Linked DNA regions of Mus musculus: region 2 is linked to region 1. The links are chromatin contacts, found by Hi-C in ENCODE. All regions are on one chromosome and are shown on one strand. The core of a region is the stretch at or near the end of the contact, and the rest is flanking DNA. Distances in the headings are between cores, read along the strand shown. Region 1 holds the start of Ube2e2 (ubiquitin-conjugating enzyme E2E 2). Region 2 has its middle 47 kb from the start of Ube2e2.

Region 1 (4,796 bases), core at 1,892-4,391:
GAAGAAGCAGGAAGCACAGCGATAAAGCATCAACAGACACTACATATGACATGACCATCCTCATCCCTAGTCCCTTTGTTCATGACATCCAGTAAGTCTGTCCAAATAGCTCTCACACACTCACAGGACATTGAGACTGCTCTCCCTCTCTCTTGTAAGTGGAGAGCATCATTCCCCACGGCTAAGACACCTTTTATGAGCAATAAAGTCACTTAACAGAATACCGAAATTTTATGTCTCTATGTTTCATGTCTAGCTCTAAAAGCCTGAGTATATTTCTTGGGTTTTCTTATTTGACTTTAACATTCTTATTATTGGATTTAATATTTGTATTCTTTCTCAGCTTGCTTCTTTGAGTTAAAATATATCTAAAGTTAAAAACCTTGTAAGTATGTGCTATATAGCATGCTAGCTAAGCAGGCTTATGTATAAGCAGGGAAACAGAAAGAAGCATTCTTAGGATTAGATGCTCTCAAGGTAGGGTACTGTGAGCAAACTTTTAAGAGATGTGAAATCAGTGAGAAATTGTTCTATGTATCCTAAACCTGAGGCAATCCATCACATGGCAAACACAAGAACTCTAGAAAAGTAGTTGCCTTACACTGCAAGCACAGCTGTGACTGCTGTGTGCTGCATCAGTCATGAAGTGCACACATTTCAATACTCTTTTGTGCACACCTAGTAATGTGTAAACTATATAATACTGAATAGACTATGCAATGATGTAATGGGCCATAATCTGAAACTGAAATTTCCTCAACTACTTCAGAATACCAGAAGATTAAACTACTAAACTACTATTAAAGGTCTGGGGGTATGGCTCAGTTCTAGAGCCCTTGCCAAGCGTATATGTGAAGGCCTGGGCTCAACCAGAACACTTCCCCAGAAAGCAATTAAATGGCTAAACAGAAGCATAATTTCTCTAGTTTTACAGTTTAAAAAATTATTTCTATTTTTGATCTAAGATACCTTATCCGATCCAAATCTTTACGTACAAATGACAAATCCTCCTGAGAACACTGATAAGCATTATAAAACCATTTAGACAAAGGCTCTGTATCTCCTATTCAAATGTCAAGACTTAAGAGACTTTCTGCTGAGTGTTTTCTGAATCCTTGATTACAGAAAAAAGGGGACAACATGATTGTGTACTCTGGCACAATTAACTCTTATGAGAGGAAATCCTCTGCAGGTCACTCAAATGAACTATGTATAAAATTGGTGCCTTGTCTCTCTAAAGTAAAAATGAGTAGGTCCCTGAATTAAAACTTCTACATATTAACTTCTCTGGCATTTTAAAATTAATTCCTAAAGAGCTAATTCCCTAACCTAGAAGGAAGCTAAATTCCAGGGATCTAAACACAAATACATCCTCCAATGACAGTTTCAAAGATCTTAAGACACCTAAAGTGATATTTTTACTTCAGATTCAAGTAACCCTTAGTTTCTAACTAAATATAAACATATTACATTTAGGTATTTAAACACACTCATTCTTTTTGAGCTTTATTGACTATGTGCTCTGTGATGTCATCAGGCTCTGGAAATTCCCAGCACATAGTGAGTGAAATTAGCGTGTTTCAGAAAAACTTACGGATCTAAACAAATCCCACCGATGAAACCAACAGTACTCAAGTCCACATTACTATTCAAATCATCAAATGTCATGATTTTTAAAAACTTAGAAAAGCAAGTATTCATTTGTGCAGCTGCAACAGGAAAATGTGAACTTGCATTGGCATACCAGTTTTTCTACTTGTGATTTCTGAACTTTTCCAAAACATAAAATACTTTATATTATACGCCAAACCTGTAGCGCTATCCAGCTTCCCAAGTGTCTGAAAAGATATTTATTTGGAAAATAAAAGTGGAGCACCTGATTGAGGGAAGTGCTGTGCCCTAGAGGAAAGAGCTCAAGGTATGACATATGAAAACACTCCATCTTCACCATCACCCACAAACAAGACTGCCAAGCGCCCAGGAGCATCCTGACTGCCTGAAGAAAGACAAATATTTAGATTCCCAAGATTGCATTTCTAGAGCATGCTTTTCAAAATCCAAGGATTTAAAACTAAGATGAGCTTTAAAAAAATCTTAAAAACAGTAAGGTAATCAGAGGTAAGTCCTAGCACATTCTTTTGTACTTTAAAATGGAAATACTCAAGTAGACCCTCAAAATTACAAAATACAAGGTTAGAGGATAAGAATCTTGCAAATCAGCAAATAAGTCCAAGAGCTGCCACCAAGCCCAGGGTGATGATGTCTCTCTAATGCGGCCTTAATTTCCTTTAGGGAAGATGGATGGGGCATTTCTGGTTAGTTGTGGAAAAAGAGACACAAGAAGCCAGGCTTTATGTTCATTAGAATTGGAAAAGGGCAAATGGATCAAAACATTAGTAGCGAAGAGGGGGTGGGTGGGGGTGGGAGGACAAGGGTAATCCAGTTTCCAATCAGGCCAGTGGGTGCTGCAGAGAAGCCAGAGGAAAACTGGCTTCGGAGCCAAACTGTGCCAAGCATCGGGCATTACAAAAGACCAGTGTGACAACCCACACCCCGGGGCATCACGCACACACCCAGCGGGTACTCCCTCACCCTCACCTCCTGTAGCAATTATGCAATTTGGGAAGAGCTCCGGACAGCCGGGCACTTTGCGCCGCGACATCCATCCTGGACTTTGCGGAGACTTAGTTCCTGGCTGCGGTGGGCTCGGGAGGGGAGGGGAGAGGTCCTCGTGGGCGAAGGACGGCCACACTCTGCGGGACGGGGGAGGGGCGCGCGGGCCCCAGCGGACACGCGCAGGGTCAGGGAGGCCTGCGGGGCCGCGGGCGCGCACCCGAGCCGAGGCCGCGGCGGGGGCGGGGATCTCGCCGGGCTGGCCCTCGCCGCGTGGGGTCCCCGCGCGCCCCACGCCGCGGCTCTGGCCGCGGCCACGCCCGCCCGCCCTCACCTACTCACCTCGCGGCGTCGCCCGCGCTCCAGCCGCGGCTCCGACGCCGAGTCCGGGAGTGAAACCGCCGCCTCCGCGAGCCGCCGCCGCCGCCACCGCCGCCGCCGCCCGCCGTCCGCGCGCGCCCCCTCCCAAGCGCGCGCTCGCCCTGCCTGCCCTGAGAGCCCGCGACAGCGCGAGCCCCACGTCGGCCTCGCGGTGTCGCGCCCGCGAGCCCGCGACGCGATTTAGCCCCGCCCCCGCCGGCGCGTGCCCGCTCGAGGACCTGTGAGGTGCGCGCGCAAAAGTAAAGTGACAGCTGAGTCCTGGGCTGGGCGGGCCGGAGCAAAGGCGGGTTAGGGCGAAGGGAAAGGGAGGAGGGAAATCGAGGCTCAACGGCGGCGGGAAGGGAGGGACGAGAGGACCTTGAGGAGCGCACGAATTAAAGGGACACGCGGGCTAAGGGGTGGGGTTGCGCTTCAATAAGGTGCAGTGCGGCGGACTGGGATGAGGGGTAGGGAGAACACACACACACACACACACACACACACACACACACACACACCTGCACCACCAGCTCGTGCTCGCGCAGGACCCACCTGCACCGCTGTTGGAAAACTTCGCGTGGGCCCGGGTGAAGCCACATTTTACCCCTTAACTGCTGCAGGGAAGGTCCTGCGGTGCCTAGTCCTGTCCAGGGCTGCTAGCTGTCACTCTGGGAGGCTGGGGAGGGCGGGGCGGGACGAAGGGGGCAGCACTATCAGAGCAAGTGGGAGGCTGCCACTGTGCCTGAAAGACACAGGTGGGATAGTAGCCATGCTGTGGGTGGCCTGAGGAATATAAGGTTGCCCTGTCATTGTAGCCCAAAATAGCTACTTAAAACAAAACAAAACAAAACAAAACAAAAACCTGCACATGCTTTGTTAACTCAGCGCCCATGAACTCACTTCACCACCACCACCACCACCACCACCACCACCACCACCACCACCACCACCACCACCCACACACACACACACACAACACCTCCAGCCTATCATAACCGCTGAGATCTAGGACTACTCTTAACTTCTGTGAGGATTCTTGGGAGTGGCTGAGCCCATGCACTAGTCCTGCTCAGCAGAGAGGGCTAAAGACAGACCTCCATTTCAAGTATGGTCCAAATCACTTGAACAGTGCTAGCCAATACATAGGAAACCATGGGAAACCCAACCTACCAGATGCCATAGGCCACCATGGGAATGTGAAGTTCTGAGTCAATCAAGCAGCCTAAACAACTAGTGCAAAAAGACCCCAGAGACTAGAGCAATACAAGACTCATAACCTGTATCTGGAACAGAAAATGCTTCCACGAGATACATTCAAGAACTGGCTTTTAACCAATTACATCACTGAAAACTGCCCAAAGCAGCTAGTAATGTCTAGCCTGGAACTGACTACTGAGAAAAAAAAAATGACAGCACCTTTGTCCTTACGAATGTCAGCTCAAGAATGTATGAGAGGAAGAGTTAGAAATGAGTGAAACCTGGTTTTCTGGTTTGTGTGGCCACTTAAATCTGTCTCATGGTGTGTGTATTTCCGACATAGTACAGTGTATTAGTAGAAATGCATCATATTTAGAATATGATCAAATACAGTATTTCATAGACAGTCTTAACCTCATGAACTCTTTGCCTATTCCCATTCTTCTGATTATGTTTCAAGAATACAGAAGTAGCAGAGCCTTGACTGTGTTTTGAAACCCTTTAAAAATTGTTTTGTTTTGATGCTGGGATTTGACCCAGGGCTTCAACAGGCTAAGCAGGCACAGAAGTTCTGCCACTGAACTCTACATCCTGCCTCTGGTAGCCTATGCTTCTGTGTGTGTGCT
Region 2 (5,410 bases), core at 1,993-4,492, 47 kb after region 1:
AGCTGAACAACACTCTACTCAATGATACCTTGGTCAAGAAAGAAATAAAGAAAGAAATTAAAGACTTTTTAGAGTTTAATGAAAATGAAGCCACAACATATCCAAACTTGTGGGACACAATGAAAGCGTTCCTAAGAGGAATACTCATAGCTCTGAGTGCCTCCGAAAAGAAACTAGAGAGAGCACATACTAGCAGCTTGACAGCACATTTAAAAGCTCTAGAACAAAAGGAAGCAAATTCACCCAAGAGGAGTAGAAGGCAGGAAATAATCTTATCTCCTTGTACGAAGGTCAAATCTAAGTGGATCAAGGAACTCCACATAAAACCAGAAACACTGAAACTTATAGAGGAGAAAGTGAGGAAAAGTCTCGAAGATATGGGCACAGGGGAAAAAATTCCTGAATAGAACAGCAACAGCTTGTGCTGTAAGATCGAGAATCAACAAATGGGACCTCATAAAATTACAAGGCTTCTGTAAGGCAAAAGACACTATCAATAAGACAAAAAGGCCACCAACAGACTGGGAAAGGATCTTTACCAATCCTAGATCAGATAGGGGACTAATATCCAACATATATAAAGAACTCAAGAAGTTGGACTCCAGAAAGTCAAATAACCCTATTAAAAAATGGGGCACAGAGCGAAACAAAGAAGCACCTGAAAAAATGTTCAACATCATTGATCATAAGGGAAATGCAAATCAAACCAATCCTGAGATTCTACCTCACACCAGTCAGAATGGCTAAGATCAAAAATTCATGTGATAGCAGATGCTGGTGAGGATATGGAGAAAGAGAAACACTCCTCCATTATTGGTGGGATTGTAAGCTTGTACAACCACTCTGGAAATTAGTCTGGCGGTTCCTCAGAAAACTGGACATAGTACTACCAGAGGATCCAGCAATACCTCTCTTGGACATATATTCAGATGTTCCAACTGGTAATAAGAACACATGCTCCACTATGTTCATAGCAGCCTTATTTATAATAGCCAGAAGCTGGAAAGAACAGAGATGTCTCTCAACAGAGGAATGGATACAGAGAATGTGGTACATTTACACAATGGAGTACTACTCAGCTATTAAAAAGAATAAATTTATGAAAGTCCTAGTCAAATGGGTGGATCTGGAAGTTATCATTCTGAGTGAAGTAACTCAATCACAAAAGAACACACATGATATGTACTCTCTGATAAGTGGATATTAGCCCAGAAACTTAGAATACCCAAGATACAATTTGCAAAACGCATGAAACTCAAGAAGAACCAAGACCAAAGTGTGGACACTTCGCCCCTTCTTAGAATTGGGAACAAAACACCCAATGGAAGGAGTTACAGAGACAAAGTTTGGAGCTGAGACGAAAGGATGGACCATCCAGAGACTACCTCACCTGGGGATCCATTCCATAATCAGCCGCCAAACCCAGATACTATTGCATATGCCAGCAAGATTTTGCTGAAAGGACCCTGATATAGCTGTCTCTTGTGAGGCGATGCAAGTGCCTGGCAAACACAGAACTGGATGCTCACAGTCAGCTATTAGATGGAACACAGGAGCTAGAGAAAGTACCCAAGGAACTGAAGGGGTCTGCAACCCTATATGTGGAACAACAATATGAACTAACCAGTACCCCCATAGCTCATGTCTCTAACTGCATATGTAGCAGAAGATAGCCTAGTTGGTCATTACTGGGAAGAGCCTTGGTCTTGCAAAATTTATATGCCCCAGTACAGGGGAGCCCCAGGGCCAAGAAGTGGGAGTGGGTGGGTAGGGGAGCAGGGGTGGAGGGGAGGTTATTGGGGACTTTCGGGATAGCATTTGAAATGTAAGTGAAGAAAATACCTAATAAATTTTGGGGGAAAAAGCTAACAATGTAGCTTCATAAATAGTTTGTCAATTTATATGTTGCTAATTTACTTTATATTTGTTTTTGTGGATGTGATAATAAAGATCTACTTTCCTTATTACTTAAGAAAATAAAGGTTTTTAAAATTCTAACTCCTTAAATATGGAAAATAGTTTTCATAAGGAGGACTGTGTTGTTGGATAAATTTAGAGAGACAAGAGAGGACACAGGAATAACAGCAGCATGTTAAATGTTGGCAACATCTTGTATGTTGACTGTGATAGATTTTGGTACTATCATTTGATTTTTCATTGGTTCAAAGAGAGAACAGCAACTATTCATATATATATATATCTTTATCCAACCTGCCTTAAAGTGCACAAGTATGATTTTTATCTTCAAAACTGCAAACCACAATGTCTGCTTTTCTAACCTGGAGCATAACATGCAAATGTAAAACAGAAGGCTTTTGGGGACAACAGCTACAAAAAACTTGTGTCGGCCCAGGGAGGTCCTTGTCACTATTGTAGTCATGACTGCTGTATGGACTGAGGAAGCCTGTATATACCGGGCATTTACAAATGTCTGTTCCTGTCCTCATTGTCAGATTTTATCAATGCTTAAGAGGCTTATTCTTTGGAAAGTAGCTGCCTCTGGAGAAGATGATGTAATTGTGACTCACTTGTGAGATTCTTTAAAGTAAGGGACTGTTCCTTAAAATAGAAAGGGATTTTCACTTTGAGGACAAAAAGTTTTCTCTGTTTACTCTTAGTCATAGGGTGACTATATCCCTCTTCACAATTCTTACCCTGCTTCTTTAGTCACATCATGGAAACACTTGGAATGTGTGGTGGCTCATGTATATGAAAATGCAGTTCCCAATCATTGGCCTTTTTAGGGGATGTTATGTAACCTTTAGGAGATAGCTTGAGGAAGGACATCATCATGGGCAGGCTTTGAGGTTTTTATAGACTGGCCCACTTCCTGTTCTTTTGCTCTGCTTTTTTGTGTATGAAATGAGATCTTTCTGCTTCCTTACTGCCTGGCTTCCAGTTCTTGCTGGTATGTCTTCCCTACAATGCATAGCAATCCCTCAAGAATTGTACATTAAAATAAACCATTTTTTTTCTCTTAGTTGCTTTTGGTCATGGATATATCTCTGTACTGAAAATGCCTTCACCTATGCGTTTAATTAAAAACTGCTATGCTAATACATATTTTTTCCTTTTTCATTGAGATGAGAATTTCATTCTGTAGCCTAGGCTGATTTGGAATTCACTCTGTAGCCCAGGCTGGCTTGGAACTAATTTTGAGCTGCCTGTTACTATTTCAGTCTCCAGAGTTTTGTGAGCAACATGAGATATCACATGTGTGTTACCATGACTGTCTAGGGCTGCTATTTTCTGTTGATACAATTTTTAGTAGTCTAGCATGCTTGCTTTTCAAAAAAGAATGTCTAGAAATAAATTCCAAGATGATGGTTGGGAGCCCATTTACTGCTTATAGGGAAGGAGCAACATTGTCCCTCTGGGTTCATGCTTCTCTTGACACAGGACACTTTCAGAGCAGTACTCATCAGTGTCCACTGTGGTCTTGTGGAACACTGCCCAACTAGTGAATTTAACTGTAACACTGCCCAAACTTCCTGTTCTTACCCCTTCTTATGTGTTTTCTCAAATGGGCTCAGCCCCTTTCTGAATATTCTTGCATGGTTTGTACCTTGGACTTAGGTATGCAAGATTTAGAAGAGCTCACAATTTTCAGGTTTCACATTCCTTTTAAATGTTGAGCATGGTATCTTTCAAGTCTCTTTCAGCTCTATAGTACCTTTTCTATGCTTCTGTGTTCTTATGCATTTAACTTTAATCTAAGTTCTTAATCTAATCTTAGTATTATTTTCATTACATATCACAAGCAGAGATAGGAGGAAATGGTATCTTAGTGCCTAAAATGCAGCATCAAGAACATTTCAAATTATAATGAACCCTTAATTAATTGTTAATAAGTTACTTTTCTCTAATTTATTTCAGATGCCTTCTGTTTAAAAGGCAGATAGTGCCGTTGGACGTGGGGTAGTCAAGATAAATATAATGGGGATATATTTATGATGCTACTTGGATATGTGATACAAGTAACAGTGATGACTGTTTTAGTTTGGGCTTCTATCAATGTCAAAAAACACTGTGACCAAAAACAACTTGGGGATGAAAGGGTTTATTTGACTTATTCTATCATAATTCATTGAGAGAAGCCAAGTTAAGAATCTAGAGGCATGAACTGAAGCAGAAACTGTGAACCAATGCTTCTTACTGGCTTGCTCCCTATGGTGTACTCAGCCTGTTTTCATATAGCACTCAGGACCAGGCATGGCAGCATTCACAGTGAACTGAACCCTCCCACATCAGTTGTCAATCAAGAAGCCTCTGAGGCTTGCCAACAGACCAATCTTCTATAGGCATTTTCTGAACTGACATATTCTCTTCTGAAAAGACTCTAGTTTGGGTCAAGTTAATATAAGCAACCAGCACAGTGACAGTTAAAATTGTAGTACTGTAGAGGACAGAATGAACATTCTGGAGTGTTATACTAAGGCTTATAAGTGCTCATACTGGGCATCCTGGAGGCAAGGTTATGAGAATTTAACTGTAACTTCAGCACATGGGCAGTGGCAGAAGATGGAGGCAGCCTGGGCTACATAGTAAGACTTTGTCTCCAAACTCCAAAGGATGCTGATGTGGCTCACTGGTTAGAGAGCTTGCCTAGCTTGTACAAAGCCCTGCTGGGTTCCATCTGTTTCCATTTTTCTTTGTTTCTCTATCACCCTTCTCCCCAACTCCTAGTTCTAGTTTATTCTGGGTTTCTAAACTCATTCAAACTTAAGTACAGTCATTGGTCATTGTTTTAGTTTGGGTTTTACTGCTGTGAACAGACACCATGACCAAGGTAAATCTTTTCTCAATCCATTATTATCAGGGAAGGAACATGACAGCTTTCAGGCAGGCATGGCACACGAGGAGCTGAGAATTCTACATGTTCATCTGAAGGCCACTATGAGAAGGCTGGCTCCCATGTGATAAGGAGGAGGGTCTAATTGCCTACGCTAACAGTGACACACTTCCTCCAACAAGGCCACACCTCCAAATACTGCCACTCCCTGGGACAAATATATTCAAAGCACCACAGTCATACAGTCATCTCTAATGCTGCATTCATGCAAAAACTTTGTGTACCACTCTTCAGTGGTATTGCCATTCAACCTTTGAGTCAGTACTTTTAAAGCCAGAGAAAGTTTGTATTAAAAAAAATATATACACACTGTTTTGAAGTTTGAAGGAAAAAACTAAATTTTATTTTATTTAAAAATTCTTTTGACATTTGTTGTGTATGTGTGTTCATGCATGTGCTTACAAGCATGTTCATGCCATGGTATGCATGTTAAAGTAAGAAGAAAACTTGCAGAAGTAGATCTAAGGTGATCAGTGCCTTTACCAACTTAGACATCTTACTAGCCTATGATGGGTATTCCTGGTTGACTACATCTGGAATGAACTACAGTCCACATAT

The links. Hi-C counts contacts between places; a loop is a spot of excess contacts on that map.
Region 2: a map of T-helper 1 cell shows a loop between it and region 1 (2.1-fold over the local background). The contact joins the enhancer-like site here to the promoter of Ube2e2 in region 1. A Hi-C loop is called at or near these places in 3 of 37 maps with a recorded cell type or tissue (T-helper 1 cell, T-helper 17 cell and regulatory T cell).

Annotation. Positions count from the first base shown.
Region 1 is chr14:18,890,630-18,895,425 of GRCm38, forward strand. It overlaps Ube2e2 (ubiquitin-conjugating enzyme E2E 2), which reads right to left and starts at 3,142. Exons shown (of 6, transcript NM_144839.2): 1 at 2,956-3,142.
Region 2 is chr14:18,937,602-18,943,011 of GRCm38, forward strand. No RefSeq gene overlaps it. Among named protein-coding and RNA genes, the nearest start is that of Ube2e2, 47 kb to the left of the region's middle. Within about 2 kb of position 3,243, at least 1 of the 3 ENCODE cell types and tissues checked has a DNase peak (open chromatin) inside an H3K27ac peak, as active enhancers do.